Linked DNA regions of Homo sapiens: region 2 is linked to region 1. Evidence: chromatin contacts called from ENCODE Hi-C or POLR2A ChIA-PET data. All regions are on one chromosome and are shown on one strand. Each heading gives the region's core, a stretch centred on a gene start or an enhancer-like site at or near the end of the contact. The rest is flanking DNA. Distances are from core to core; before and after follow the strand shown.

Evidence for each region. A loop is a pair of places that touch in the nucleus more often than their neighbours do. ChIA-PET counts read pairs that join two places held with the same protein, here RNA polymerase II (POLR2A). Pooled maps may share reads with other maps.
Region 2: a map of cardiac septum shows a loop between it and region 1 (2.1-fold over the local background). The contact joins two enhancer-like sites. A Hi-C loop is called at or near these places in 2 of 168 maps with a recorded cell type or tissue (astrocyte of the cerebellum and cardiac septum) and 1 of 50 pooled maps. POLR2A ChIA-PET finds 5 or more read pairs at or near these places in 3 of 52 experiments (GM12878, activated CD4-positive, alpha-beta T cell and activated T-cell).

What each region holds. Positions count from the first base shown.
Region 1 is chr6:14,800,323-14,807,931 of GRCh38, reverse strand. No RefSeq gene overlaps it. Among named protein-coding and RNA genes, the nearest start is that of JARID2-DT, 440 kb to the left of the region's middle. RefSeq lists a silencer at 2,900-3,194 and an enhancer at 2,713-3,548. Within about 2 kb of position 3,076, at least 10 of the 41 ENCODE cell types and tissues checked have a DNase peak (open chromatin) inside an H3K27ac peak, as active enhancers do.
Region 2 is chr6:14,861,559-14,868,092 of GRCh38, reverse strand. LOC105374945 (a long non-coding RNA gene) reads left to right here. Exons shown (of 5, transcript XR_007059473.1): 3 at 1-3,758; 4 at 6,376-6,471. Among named protein-coding and RNA genes, the nearest start is that of JARID2-DT, 380 kb to the left of the region's middle. Within about 2 kb of position 2,157, at least 4 of the 41 ENCODE cell types and tissues checked have a DNase peak (open chromatin) inside an H3K27ac peak, as active enhancers do.

The DNA.
Region 1 (7,609 bases), core at 1,827-4,326:
GAAGATCAAGTTGATCATGAAGGTCCCTTTGGCTGTATTACAACCATATAGGTTTGAATATTTTGGGGGGCTTTATTCTCCACCTGGAAATTACAGGGTGCACCAGATAGAAATGGATTCATTGAATCCAGGGTAGAGTGATTGAGGTGAAGGTATACTAAGAATTTCTTGTCTCTTGGGGAAGCCAGGACCACAAGAAAAATATCTGAAGGGAAGGAGCTAGTAAGGCAATCCATCTATCGATCGTTCAGGATTTCTTGTTTAGAATTCAACAGGTAGATGTCTGGTGGGACCACCACTGTTTTGGAAGCCTGCGGGTGTTTTAGACTGAGCAACGAGCACAGGCTAAGGCTTTGATGGACGTTCTAAGGAGGTTTCTTTTAAAATTTCTTTTCCTCTTTAAAGGGGGAAAAGGTTCCTTGAGGTTATTGAGAGCACCAGGGCTTCTTTCTGAACTCTTCAGAACATATATGAAAAATGAAGCTTGAGCGTTTCTCCCTATTTGGCTGTCTTCCTGGAGTCAGCTTTATCAGAACTCTAACTCATCGGTGTCATCACTGCCTTCTAATTGTACACTGTTTTCCGTGGCGTCTTCTGAACTAGCATCAGGTTTTCATCAAACATGGAAGTGTTCTTATCAGGGGAATGCCACATTCTGAAATCTCTGGAAGGGGTGTGTGTGTGTGTGTGTGTGTGTGATGTGTGTTTTCATGAGATTGTGGAAGACACCCCATGCAAATCCCAGACAGATCTGCCTGAGCTCGAGAACCCTAGGGCCTACCCCGGGGGGGCTCCATCTGTCCCGGCAAAAGCAACACCTGCCATGTAGTGCTCATCACTTCCCTTGCCCCATTACCCAGGTTAGCTTCCTATCATGTTAGTGGAACCCAGCCTCCCCCATTGCCCAAGCTCTCTTCTCTTATCCTCCGCTTCCAATACATTCCTGAATCTTGTGTAAAGAGAGCCTGCCTCCCAATTATCCCTGTATTTATGCATCCCTTCTGCCCATGTCTTACCTCTGACTCTGACATTTTTTTACTTGCCCATTTCTAAAGCCTCCAACTGTTTCTTTTCCCAGACCTGTCTCTTTTTCCATCAGAGTGTTCAAGGCTCTTCCTGATGAAAGCCTTGTGCTGACCCCTCATGGCCTTCAGGATAAAGTCTAAGCAACCCTGCACAGGAGATGAGGCTCTGCAGGATCCCACCTCCCTCTTCCCAATCCCCAACTTGTGTGGCAAAGCTCAGGTCTCCTTGATGTTGTCTGCACTGGTCCTTGTGTTCAGAATGTCCTTCCCAACTTTAAGAGGCTCTCATTTTGTCTTTAAGATCCAGCTCTGGGATCTCACCTTTCTCCAGGTAGATGATAATAAAAATATTTAACAACCTGTCTGATTGGGTTCTGAGCAGTTAGAACAGATGCCATGGATAACTACTGGTGTGGCCTTGCTTGAGCATGCCAGGAAACTGTCATCTGGGTCTACCCCACCAAGCAGGGTTGATCCTGCCCTGCTTTGCTGCACCACTGTATGTGTGGAGGCACACATTTTTCACCCTGTATTCATTCAACAGACATTTAATAATTGCCTACTCTGCTTAGACCCTGGCTAGATGACGGCAGTACAAGAATAAATGAGACAGTGTTTCTGCCCCTGAGGTGTCTGTGGTCTAGACATAGAGCTTTTGTTTTTCTCCTTATGTGATCATCTATAAAACTATGAGCTCCTTGGAGGGTGGGGACCAACTCTCTCACCTTGGCATCTTTGGTACCTGCCTGTACCTGGCATGTAGCATCCTCAGTCCGTATTTGTGGAATGAGGGGAGGATTATCTGGCTGGCATCCCCAGCGTCTGGGCCCACAGTTCAGGGTGTCAGTGTGTTAAAATGATTCCAGGGGTTGATTGGGCATGAGCTGAAGGGCTTCCAATGAGAGGTGTAGGTGACAATGTTTATTTATAAAGGCATAATTTAGAGAATTATGAGACTCATTTGCCTTCTCTGTTCCTCCAAATTCAACTCTCCTGCCCCCTTCTTCTTCTAGTTCTTTTTTGAATGGAATGTCAATGTCACCCACTCACTGGTTTTATATAGCTCTTATTGAAGTAAAATGCAACGGAAATTGTGCATATTAATTAAAAGCTCAGAATGTGCACAGTTTTGGAACTGCTAATTAAAACTCTTACCAATCAGGTTGCATTAGTGGTTTTAAACACTTTTCTTTTCCTGAACCTAGAACTTTGCTAACCAGAGAAGACGACTTTTAAAGAGGCAATTGTCAGGAATGATAGCACCTTTTTTTTAAATTTTAATGTTAAATTTTAATTTTAGAGTCTCACTCTGTCGCCCAGGCTGGAGTATAGTGGCTTGATCTTGGCTCACTGCAACCTCCGCCTCCTGGGTTCAAGCAGTTCCCCTGCCTCAGCCTCCCAAATAGCTGGGACTACAGGTGCACGCCACCATGCCTGGCTAATTTTTTGTATTTCAGTAGAGATGGGGTTTCACCATGTTGGCCAGGATGGTCTCAATCTCCTGACCTCATGATCCATCCACCTTGGCCTCCTAAAGTGCTGGGATTACAGGTGTGAGCCACCGCGCCCGGCCCAGAATCTTGTTTTAAAAACTGCTGTATGTACCTCCAGTGAAATCTGAGGTTTGGTGTCTCCCGGGCACTTTGAAGGTTATTGAGAGGGCACAAGTGATTTCTAAATCCCTTCCTTCTGCCCTCAAAGGATGGCTGCCACTGTGCAGGTAGCATAGCTGTTGGGAAAGGGCCTGAAAGCTCCTTCCTCCTCAGGCAGGTCAAGAGAAGCACGTGTCATCAGTTTCTGGGACTGTCTGGGCAACCATGGCCTCTGAAGTTTGAGCTCATGCTCTGCCCATGGCTGCAGCTGCCTGTGGTAAGCCGAATGAATTCCAGGAGGGAAGATGACAGAAGAGGCTCAAGGCTCCGGCTCTGTTCCCTGCTCTGCTTTCTTTCAGAGCCTGGAATTCTCCACCAAGCCCATCGCTGCTGCGTGGCTTTCTGGGCGCCGTGCCAAGGACTCACACTGGACTCTGTATTCAGCCCCAGATTGCATCCTGCCTCGGCGTTTGGGGTGGGGCGGCCCAGCAGGGCTCCCCTTGTGACTGGAGTCAGAGTTTGCCTGGGCTCCCCTGAGGCGGGCCTAGGCCGGGGTCGTGAGGCTGCTCCAACAAGCAGCCCCATTGTATCCCAGCCTGGGAGTGCACAGAGAGCGGCTCCTGTGATGGAGAAGCCCCTGTGCCTCTGCAGGGTTTGATTCCACCCAACCAGGCGAAGCCATGTGGTGAGCATGTGCTCGAGGCTGCCTGTGGTCGGGGACACGGGCTGGCCATGTGCTATGAGTTTGGGCTTCCTTTCTTTTTCAGAAGGTGTTTGATTCATGCAAAATGCTTAACGATGCCTGCTATGCACCTCATGGGGGATCAGATCCCCTTTGATGTGCGAGGTCTTTTTGGAGGTTCCAAAAAAACAGTTCAAAAGGTTTACTTTGGACACCACACCTCCAGCACATGTCGAAGTCAAAGCCAGGCTCCCCAGGCAGCACGCTGGAGAAAATATTTTGTGCCAGTTTCTTCCTCTTTCTCTGCTGTGTCTTGTGCTGAGCACAGATTTTTGACTTCACACTGTCCTGGTGGTGAAAAGAGGAGACTGAGCAAAGGAAAATAAACATCACTGAGCTTTTTGAGTGTCCAGGGAAGCAAAAGTGCACCGCGGTCTTTCAGTCCTGCTGAAACTGGGTGGTGAGAGCCGGGTGGATGAGCTGCCTGTGCTGACAGATCCTCCCTCATGCCTTAGGGCTTGGAGCGGTCCGAGGGAAGCACAGGCATTAACAGAGCCATCTGCCCGCCCCATGTGGGTCAAACCACAGTTTTGCCTGGGCTTGTGGTCAGGTGGCAGGCACAGTGCTGTTACCCTGTCTCCTCTCTTCCACGGTGCGTGTGACTTAGGGATGGCTCTGCAAAGATGGGGGTGCAGAGTGCAGAATGGGAGGCAGGACTGGAGACCCATGAAAGGGAAGGTTGGGACCCATGGAGAAATCATGTCTTATGCTGCATTGTTCTGAGAATTTCCTTGCTCTTCCCTGTGCCCCAGGCGTGGGGATGGAGAAGGTACCACCACCTCGTGAGCTCTGCTCACGAGCCGGGGGCTGTAGTGGTGGGATGGAGTGGGATTTCTCCCTGATTCTCTGGAGAAAGCAAAGCAGAAACATACCTTATCATGGATGTAGCCATGGCCTTGAAATCAGGGGCTCAGGGAAGGAATTTCTCCACTGTCTTGTCTAATTATCAGGAGTCCCTTGGAGGAAGTCATTTTTCTGTCTTATGGGGTATTTACCCACCAGCCAGGGTGGATGTTTCTGCAGTGACCAAACTGCTGTACACAAGTGAGGGGAGGGCTGGTGGACTCCAGATTACTTGGTCTTTCACTCTGCAAAAGAAAATGTTTTAGGGCCGGGAGCGGTGGCTCATGCCTGTAATCCCAGCACTTTGGGAGGTCAAGGTGGGCAGATCATGAGGGCAGGAGATGGCTAACACGGTGAAACCCTGCCTCCACTGAAAATACAAAAAAAAAAAAAAAAATTAACTGGGCATGGTGGTACATGCCTGTAGTTCCAGCTACTCGGGAGGCTGAGGCAGGAGAATCACTTGAACCGGGGAGGTGGAGGTTGCAGTGAGCCAAGATTGTGCCACTGCACTCCAGCCTGGATGACAGAGCGAGACTCTATATCAAAAAAAAAAGAAAGAAAAGGTTTTAAAATTTACAAGTCGAGGAACAGCACAGGCTCCGGGTGGGCCCAGAGACCAGAATCTGGAGTGTTTGCTAGCACAGGTGTGCAGGAGTGGCAGCGGGGAGGGACACGACCCAGAGGCCCCCACAGCTCTGCTTTCTGTGCCCTAGGGATGATATCATTTATTTCTATCCTTGCACGATGCAGGTGACTGCCCCCAGCAACCCCCAACCCCCTCACCAAAACTGGCATCTCTGAAAAGCCACAAATGCTCAGTCAGCCTCCAGTGCGATTTTAGCACAACATATGGAAATCTACTGGGGCCAACTCTGCAACTATCTGGCAAATGATAGGTATGTAGAATTGCAAACTATTCTTTATGCAGTTTAACTCAGGCTTTTGTATCACTCTCCAGTTTCCCTTCATAGATTTCCTTGAAGTTCTGCAAGTCCCCTCCCTCATCTGTGGCTGAAAATAATCCCTATGCACCGTCCAGTCTCTGTTAGGCTAAGACTGCTCCGTTGTCCTGCTCCTAGAGGAATTCAATGAATTATTCTTTTTCTTTCCTGGGTTCATGTCCTTGGAGATCCCCTCTGGCTTCAGAGCATCCCTACACATTTCTCTGTCGCTTCATGCTGTGGCTTTGCCAGTTTTCTCATGTTTTCTGAAATCCCTTCTTTTTAGCAGAGGTAGGTTTCTGCCCAGGCATCATTTTCTTAGTCTTTGCGTATCACATTCTGTCAGCCCTTCTCTCCGTGTCACTCTAGGTTCTTCTTTTCATTTTAGAACAGATGTTAGCATTTTAAAAAGTCCATTTCTGATTGAGTTAGCAATTCATGATTAGTTACTCTGGGTCAAGCAGTGTACCAGGCACTTTCATTTCTCAGTAATTTACAGGGCACTCCTGCATTGCTATTCCATTTTTAGACATGAAAATACTGTCACCCGATGAGTTACACTGGTAGTAAGTAGTGGAGAAGCTCCTCTAACACAAAATCAAATTCTCTTTTCTCTGTATCACATGTGGTTCCCTCATAGCTAGATGGAGACCACTCTCAATTTCACATAACATTTAGAAATGTCTCCAGTTCTGGCCGGGCTCAGTGGCTCACGCCTGTAATCCCAGCACTTTGGGAGGCTGAGGCGGGTGAATCACTTGGGGCCAGGAGTTCAAGGCCCGCCTGAACAACATGGCAAAACCCTGTCTCTACTAAAAACACAAAAATTAGCCAGTCATGGTGGTGCATGCCTATAATCCCAGCTACTCAGGAGGCTGAGGTGGGAGGATCGCTTGAACTCGGGAGACGGATGTTACAGTGAGCTGTGATCAGGCTCCTGCACTCCAGCCTGGGTGACAGAATGAGACTCTATCGCAAAAAAAAAAAAAAAAAAAAAAAGAAAGAAATGTTTCCAGTTCCCCCACATGCCTGTCTTGGAGAGGTAACTAATCCAAAGTGACAGATGAAACTCCATTTCTTGTGTGTGTGTTTTATTTAATGTTGGTCAATATTGTGGACAGACATTACCCTCCCCTTTAGCGAACAATGAAACAATTGATTAGTTTAAAGATCCAGCTCCAGATTTGTATGTCTATGACATGGAATGAAAATCCATGTATATTACTCCTCTCTTCATCAATCCATCTCCTGATTTTGTTCAGGCCTGCTTGTCCTTTCCTTTTCTAGTTTTGGTGCCTGGACATCCAGGCCAATTTACATAGCCACTTTTCTCTGGCTCTTGAGTCACTCAGCATGAGGCACAACACGGGCCAATAGGACAACACACAGATATTTGTTATATGGGCAGCAGGAACAGAGGTACTGAGAGATTATCTCAAATATTAACAGTGCATGACTTAAAAACAAAATATGCAATGGACTGGGACCAATTCCATGTCCTCTAGGACCAGAAACAGGAAGACATATTGGAGGCGCTGGGAGTCCAAGTCATAAAGTCAAAAGGAAGAAGACATTGATAATCAGCCTGGGACCATCCATAACTGGAGAATTTGAAGCAGAGGGAAAATAAGTGATTTGGGAAAGGAAAAACAGATTCAAACACCACAAAATCTTATCTCAAATTGGGAGACCCCTTGACCCTGGAATGGTGTTATTCATGAAGGTTTAAGTTGCATAGCTCCACCATGCTCGCCATTGGTGCCTCTTGTGTGGAGGTTAATAATGTACAGCACTGCTCTGAAGTATTTTTGTGTCCGTTTGGTCTTCCTGGCTTGAGGATGAAGTTCTTAAGGGCTGGATAACGTCATACACAGATGCTCCTCGACTTACAATGGAGTAAGGTCCCAGTAAAGCCATCATAACTTCAAAATATTGTAGGTTGAAAATGCATTAAGTGCACCTCATCAACTGAACTTATCGTAGCTTAGCGTAGCCTACCTGAAACATGCTCAGAACACTTACATGAACCTGCAGCTAGGCAGACACCTCTAATGCAAAGCCTATTTTATAAACAAGTCTTGAAAATATCATATAATTTATTGAATACTGTACTGAAAGTGAAAAACAGAATGGTTGTATGGGTACTTGAAATACGGCTTCTACTGAATGCATACGAGTTTCGCACCATCATAACATCATAAAATCGTTCAGTTGAACATTGTAAGTCAGGGACTGTCTGTTTATCTTAGTGCCAAGTAGAGTGCCTTGAATGGAGCAGATGACCAAAAATATTAACTGATTGGTAAATCGATTGACATATAATTAAAAACTCAAATGAACATGAGACTTGAATAAATCACAATTTAAATGTGTTCCTTGTCAGTCGTACTGTTAAGGTGGAAGTCCTGAGCCCCTGTATTTGTTAGGGCACAGGCTTATCTTTTCCTTAAAGATAAGGTATTA
Region 2 (6,534 bases), core at 908-3,407, 61 kb before region 1:
CCCATGGTGGGACCTATGAGCTCAGGGCCTCTGCCCTTTGCCACATGCTGAACTGAGGTATCATGAGCTGGATCTGTCTTCTGTCTCTAAAGTCAAAGTAGGATGATGCTTTCTTAACTTCTAATTTATTTTCTTAAACTGAGAAGTGAGGAGTATGTCTTCTGGGGAATGTCCTCAGATTGCATCAGCCAGGAGCCGTGAGGACCAGCTCTCTCCCTGGTCCAGGTCTCTCAAGGATGCTCAGAGAACCTGTTCTGGCTCTGGGCAGCTTCCTGCTTAGAGTGATGAAAATAATTGTTTTCTCATCTAAATGACTGTTGAGCGATGAACTCATTGCTTTTAGGTCTCTAATAGGGCACTCCCCGGGGAACAGGTGATAGTCCTCATCTGAAACAATTTAATTGGGAAGAGATTTCACTTGGTATCTCCAAGAAGGACCCCAGGCCCTGCTTCCATAAGCAGTGCCTTGCCACATAGGAGCTGTGGCTGCTTCTTGACCCATTAGCTAGGTCAAGAGTGTTAAGAACACTCTGAACATTTACTGGGAACTCACTGGATGTAAAGTTTCTCTTTAAGATGTCACATGGTGACAGATTCAAGATATGATGCCTGCTCTCGAGTGGCTTAAACTCTCCATTTGGGTGAAGGTTAGAGAGGAAGAGGGAAAAACACTCTTGTTTGAATGCATCAATTTTAGGCTAAATATCTAGAAGCATATGCATTATAAACACATGATCCATCACAGGTATAAACATGAAACTCCACTTATCTGGTGTTCACTTATTCAATCAGCTCAGCTATCCAGAAAAAAGCTGAGATCTCAGAGCAGACACAGTTTATTAAAAAAAAAAAAAATTAGGATTCTACAGTTCAAAAACTTTGCTTGCATTGTTCTGAATTCATTTCCTCTTATTTTGGATATATTCTAGAAAGCTTTTCCAGAACATACCAGATTAACGTTGTGGAGGTGAGCTGGCCCAGGCAATGGCAATAGACTGCCTAGAAGGAGCTGGCCCAGGCAATGGCAATAGACTGCCTACAAGGAGAAGTAATTTCTGAGGACCTCACATTAAAGCAATGGTTCCCACACTTTTCAGACATGCTTTAGCATCCTCCGGATATCTTTCATTAATTTTTAAACTCAGGCCACTCACAAAATGGATTAAATAATAATCCCTGGACATGGGAGTGGGGGGAGGTGGGGAGGTGGGGTGAGCTGGGGGTTGGGTGGGTAATGGAGGACACACAGGCATCGGTAGTTTTGGAAGCTACTCAGGTGATCCAATGCACAGACAAGATAGGGAGTTATTGCATTGGACGTTAAGGATGAACAAGCAGATGTTTCACTGTGTAGTATTCTGTGGCCATTTTGTAGTATTCTACAGCCATTGCCATTTTGTGTCAGGGCAAGTACTCTTCACCTTTCTTTTTTTCTTTTTTTCTTTTTTTTTTTTTTTTTGAGATGGAGTCCTGCTCTGTCACCCAGGCTGGAGTGCAGGAGTGATCTTGGCTTACTGCAACCTCTGCCTCCCAGATTCAATTGATTCTCCTGCCTCAGCCTCCTGGGTAGCTGGGATTACAGGCATGCATCATCACGCCCGGTTAATTTTTGTATTTTTAGTAGAGATGGGGTTTCACCATGTTGGCCAGGCTGGTCTTGAACTCCTGACCTCAGGTGATCTGCCTGTCTCGGCCTCCCAAAGTGCTGGGATTACAGGCCTGAGCCACTGCACCTGGCCACCTTTCACCCTTCCAAAAAGCAGCCTGTACCTTCCTTAGGTGCATGAAGGTGAAACAATGCCCCGAACAGGCAGGAGGGATGTGCTTTCCTCCCCAGTCACTGGGAGTCCTGGGAGGTATCACTGCATTACAAATATAACCCACACCAAAGGCCCCTTTTCTGTCGCACAGAATCTGTCTCCAAGGATTCTCTGGAAATGGAAAGTGGGAACTTGTGGGCCTTTGAGATGGAGCATAGTATAGTTGTCTTCCTTTGGGTTATAGCCTTCAGAGAGGTGCTCCTTTTCACCTTGTACAGCGTGGGCTACAAGAGGCTCTTGCCACCTTTTGCATGTGACCAGGGAGGGAAATGGACACCCCTCACTAGTCAGAGGATATTACACATCAATGCCCCCCCACATCAGTGGACGTTTCTTTTCACAACTTCTTTCATTTCTTCCTGTTTCAGTGTCTAGAACTTCCTGTTGCCACACTCTGCTCCCTTGAACTCCTTTCTATAGAAATAAGGGTGTTCTTGTCCCTTCATCCATTCTTCAGCCCTAAAAATTTCACAGCCTCAGTCATTTGCTAAGGATCTACCACTTTTTAGCTCTTTCAAGCTGCTGTGGTCACAGCAGAGGATGATGTAAGCTCCTCTGCTCCCCTGCATGGGGCGGGAGGGGCCGGAGAAGTGAGGGAAGAGTGGGGGCCCAGGATTTCTCCCTTGATTATAGAGATGTGGTGGAGGATGGGGAGGCAGACGGAAAGAAAAATGTCCCAGCTCACCCTGGCACAGAGACATTGTTCCACAAAGAATGCTCACTAAAAAAATGTTTATACTATCATATTAACTTGTAAAAGAGCAAGCTATAACATTTTATGTTCAATGTAATACATTTTTATTAAGGCATAACTCCCTAAAAATGGCTGGGTAAAAGCCTGGAAAGAGATACACAAATGTTAGCGGTGGTTGCTTTTTGGACGGTGTGACCATGGCGATTAGAAATATTTTTTCCCAACTTTTCACAAGAAACATATGGCTTTTCTCATTTTTTTAAAAAAACGGGGTGGGGGAAAGAGCAATTATTTTAAGCCAGAATGTCCAAAATGATGCCGTCGAGTCCAACACAATATTTTAGACTTTGTTAATTCCTTTCTGTACAGGATAGAAGACAAAGGAGGGGCTAATCTACTTTAGCCAGATCTATCAAGCAAAGCAGTGGGAGTTGTTCACATATAAGTTCTGTACCCCCTAAAGGAGGCCCAAGTTAGTTTCTTGGCCCATGTAATGAATGCTTTCTCTCTATTGACTTTCATTTTTTAATATTCTCTGTCATGTGACATAACAAGTCAATGCTCCATAAATATTGGTCAGTTGAATGAATTAAAGAAAATATTGATGCTTACAGGCAGATAGTTTTCTAGAAAAATCTGCTTATTTTTCTGAATAATTATGAAAAACGACATGATTTCTATTTTAAAAAAAAGAGATAATGTATCTATTGTCGACGGACGGTGGATGTGAGCCATGTGTTGTGTTCATACTCGGAGAATGAAGGAAAACATCAGAGACTGGGTAAGACATAAGCATGATTTTGAAGAAATCAATTGAAATTTTATGGAAAGGAACGAGGATGTTCCAGGCATGTGGATTAGCTTATGCCAAGATCTGATGGCTAAAGAAAGGTGAGCATAGAGGGTGGCCAGGTTGTTGACGGGAGCAGATGGCGTGGGCTAGAAGGATCCTGGCAGGGGTCACTGATAGATAGAGGAGGAGAGAAACCCGTAGACAAACAGATTAGATTTCCCTCTGATGCTGGTAAATGCGGAGCTTTTTGTAAGTTTTGGGGGAAAGTGTGTTCCCAAACACATATCCTGCTCTCTTGCTCCTCTTTCTATGGCAAAGGAGGAGAAATTTCTTCCAGAGACATAAGCAGGAGGAAGCTGGAGCTCTCTCCTGAGTGATTGTCAGTTGCAGAGGAGGTGAATATCACAGGACAAGCAAGCGTGGGGGAGAAGACTGCCTAGACATTCTAAAGGTGCAGTATGGCATTGAGGAGCGGGGAGAATTTTATCCCATCCATGGTTAGCTGAAGGGTTCTTCCTCTTCCTCAGCTCCCACACCCTCTCACCCCCACCGCTGAAATTTCCTGCCTTGTGCTCATCTTTGTTCCAGATACTCATTGCCTGTTTGGCTCTCCTGCACCATTCCGTTTCTCTGCAATGGTTCATTGCTTTCTCAGCAGACTGTGTTTACAGTATACCCAAGACTGCCCCTACAGTCCTATCCCGATAACCACCAAGCCGATTGCACCCTGACTTATCTCCGGAGCTCACACTCTTACTTCCAGGCACCTGCTGGACACATCCTACTAGGTATCTCTTAGGCACCTCTATCACAACATGCCCCAAACTGAATTCATTTTCTTCTCCCTCCAAGTCTGCCTGCCGTTTTCTTTGCAGTCTCAGTTTTAACCCCACTGTCAGACAGAACACCGTTTGCCCTTGCCTACCTCTCACTCACCCCCCATGTCTAGTCAATCACTGTTCCTGGACCATTCATTCTACCTGCAAAATGTCTGTTGATGCCGGGCACAGTGGCTCACACCTGTAGTCTCAGCACTTTGGGAGGCCAAGGCGGGTGGATCACCTGAGGTCAGGAGTTCGAGACCAGCCAGACCAACATGGTGAAACCCCTTCTCTACTAAAAATACAAAATGAGCCGGACGTGGTGGTACAGGCCTGTAATTCCAGCTATTCTGGAGGCTGAGGCAGGAGAATCTCTTAAGCCTGGGAGGCGAAGGTTGCAGCAAGCCGAGATCGAGCCAGTGCACTCCAGCCTGGGCCGCAAGAACGAAACTCCGTGTCAAAAAAAAAAAAAAAGTCTGTTGCATCTCTTAGCTTTTCTTTTCCCTGGTGCTAATTTTGTGTCGTCTCCTGGGTCACTGCTTTCTCCTGGGACAGCATGCTAACTCTTGCCTTCAATTCCTCTCTGTTTCTGTTTTTCCAATCTATCCTCCTCATTTCCTGCCAGGATGATCTTTCTGAAGCCAATCGGATCATGTCAATTTTGCTGAAAAAGCACTCAAGCACCCCAAGTCGTGGCCTAAGGATCAAGCTTCTCATCTGGCTCAGAATATCTTCCCAGCCTCATCTCACATTACCTGTGCTCCTTCCTCCCTTTTGCACAGTTCTCCATCCACACAGAAATATTTCCCATGCCCCAAACAACAGCCTGGCTCCCTTTCCTACTTTTGCACCTGATTTTTCCCTCAATCTGGTTTTCCTCTCATGCCCTGCCTGCGAACCCTGTCTGCAAAATAGCATTATGCACAAGGGGACCCACTGCCCTGCCCCGCTCATCCTTCCTAGCAGCACTTAAGGCCCCCTCCCTGCAAAGCCTTCTCTGCCCTTTCTCCAAGGTTCGGTTAGAGCTTAAGGACAGCTTATTTAATGTGGTTATCTCTCCTCTACAATATCAATTCTATGCAAGGAGAGATCTGAGTTTTATTCATCCAGATCCTAGCACAGAGCCTGGCATGAAGTAAATCCTTAATCTCTGTTTATTGAATGAATGAATAAATACATTCTTTTTTTTTTTTTTTAAATAAAAGTATTGGCCGGGCTTGGTGGCTCATGCCTGTAATTCCAGCACTTTGGGAGGCCAAGGCTGGTTGCTTGAGCTCAGGAATTTGAGACCTGCCTGGGCAACATAGCAAGACCCCATCTCTAAAAAAAAGAAACCATAACAACTAGCCAGACATGGTGGCGCACACCTGTAGTTTCAGCTACTCGGAAGGCTGAGGTGGGAGGATCACTTGAGCCCAGGAGGTCAAGGCTGCAGTGAGCCATGATTGTACCACTGTGCTGGAGCCTGGGCTACAAAGTGAGACCCCATCTAGAAAAATAAATGAGTAAATAAATAAATATATTCCTATTGTTTAATTCAATAATTCCACTTCTGAGAATGCTTCCTAGAAAATCATCCAACATATTAGAACAAAATAAAGATGTTCCTTGTAGAATTATTTAAATGATAACTCTTAAAATATATTTGCCCAACAGTTGTGGAATGGTTAAATCAATTATGATACTTCTATTTCCTAGAGTTTTGTACAGATACGGTGGAAGCTTATGAATAAATAAATGCTTTATTCTTCTTAGATTAACATTTTTTTTCCTTCCAGAAAGGTCCCATTTTCTTTATAACTTTATCCTTCAAAGGTAGACCTCAGTGGAGCATTCTTTTTTTTTGTTTTGAAATAGAGTTTTGCTCTTGTTGCCCAGGCTGGAGTGCAATGGCACAATCTCGGCTCACTGCAACCTCCGCCTCTTGGGTTCAAGTGATTCTCCTGACTCAGTCTCCCAAGTAGCTGGGATTACAGGTGCCCACCACCACACCTGGCTAATTTTTTGTGTTTTAGTAGAGATGGGGTTTCACCACATTGGCCAGGCTGGTCTCAAACTCCTGACCTCAAGTGATCTGCACACTTCAGCCTCCCAAAGTGCTGTGATTACAGCCACCGCGCCCAGCCCAGTAGAACCTTCTTATCTCCCTCTCCTTACATTTGCTTAGAGGGATGAGAGCCTCCTTGCTTGGGGAGGGGAAAGCTATTGGGGAGGGACATTACTGGCCTTTTGTCTCCACCTCCCCAGTGGCTGCTCTGGTTGGGTGGACTGAGGGTTCCCTCCTGCAAGTTCCTGCTGAGTGTGGCTGTCCTCAGGAAACCAAGTCCCCTCTGCGGCCCTACGGTAAGTGGCCCTGGCTTCAGAGGAGCTTGCATTTGACTAGGCCTGCTGTGACTGGTATGTGGG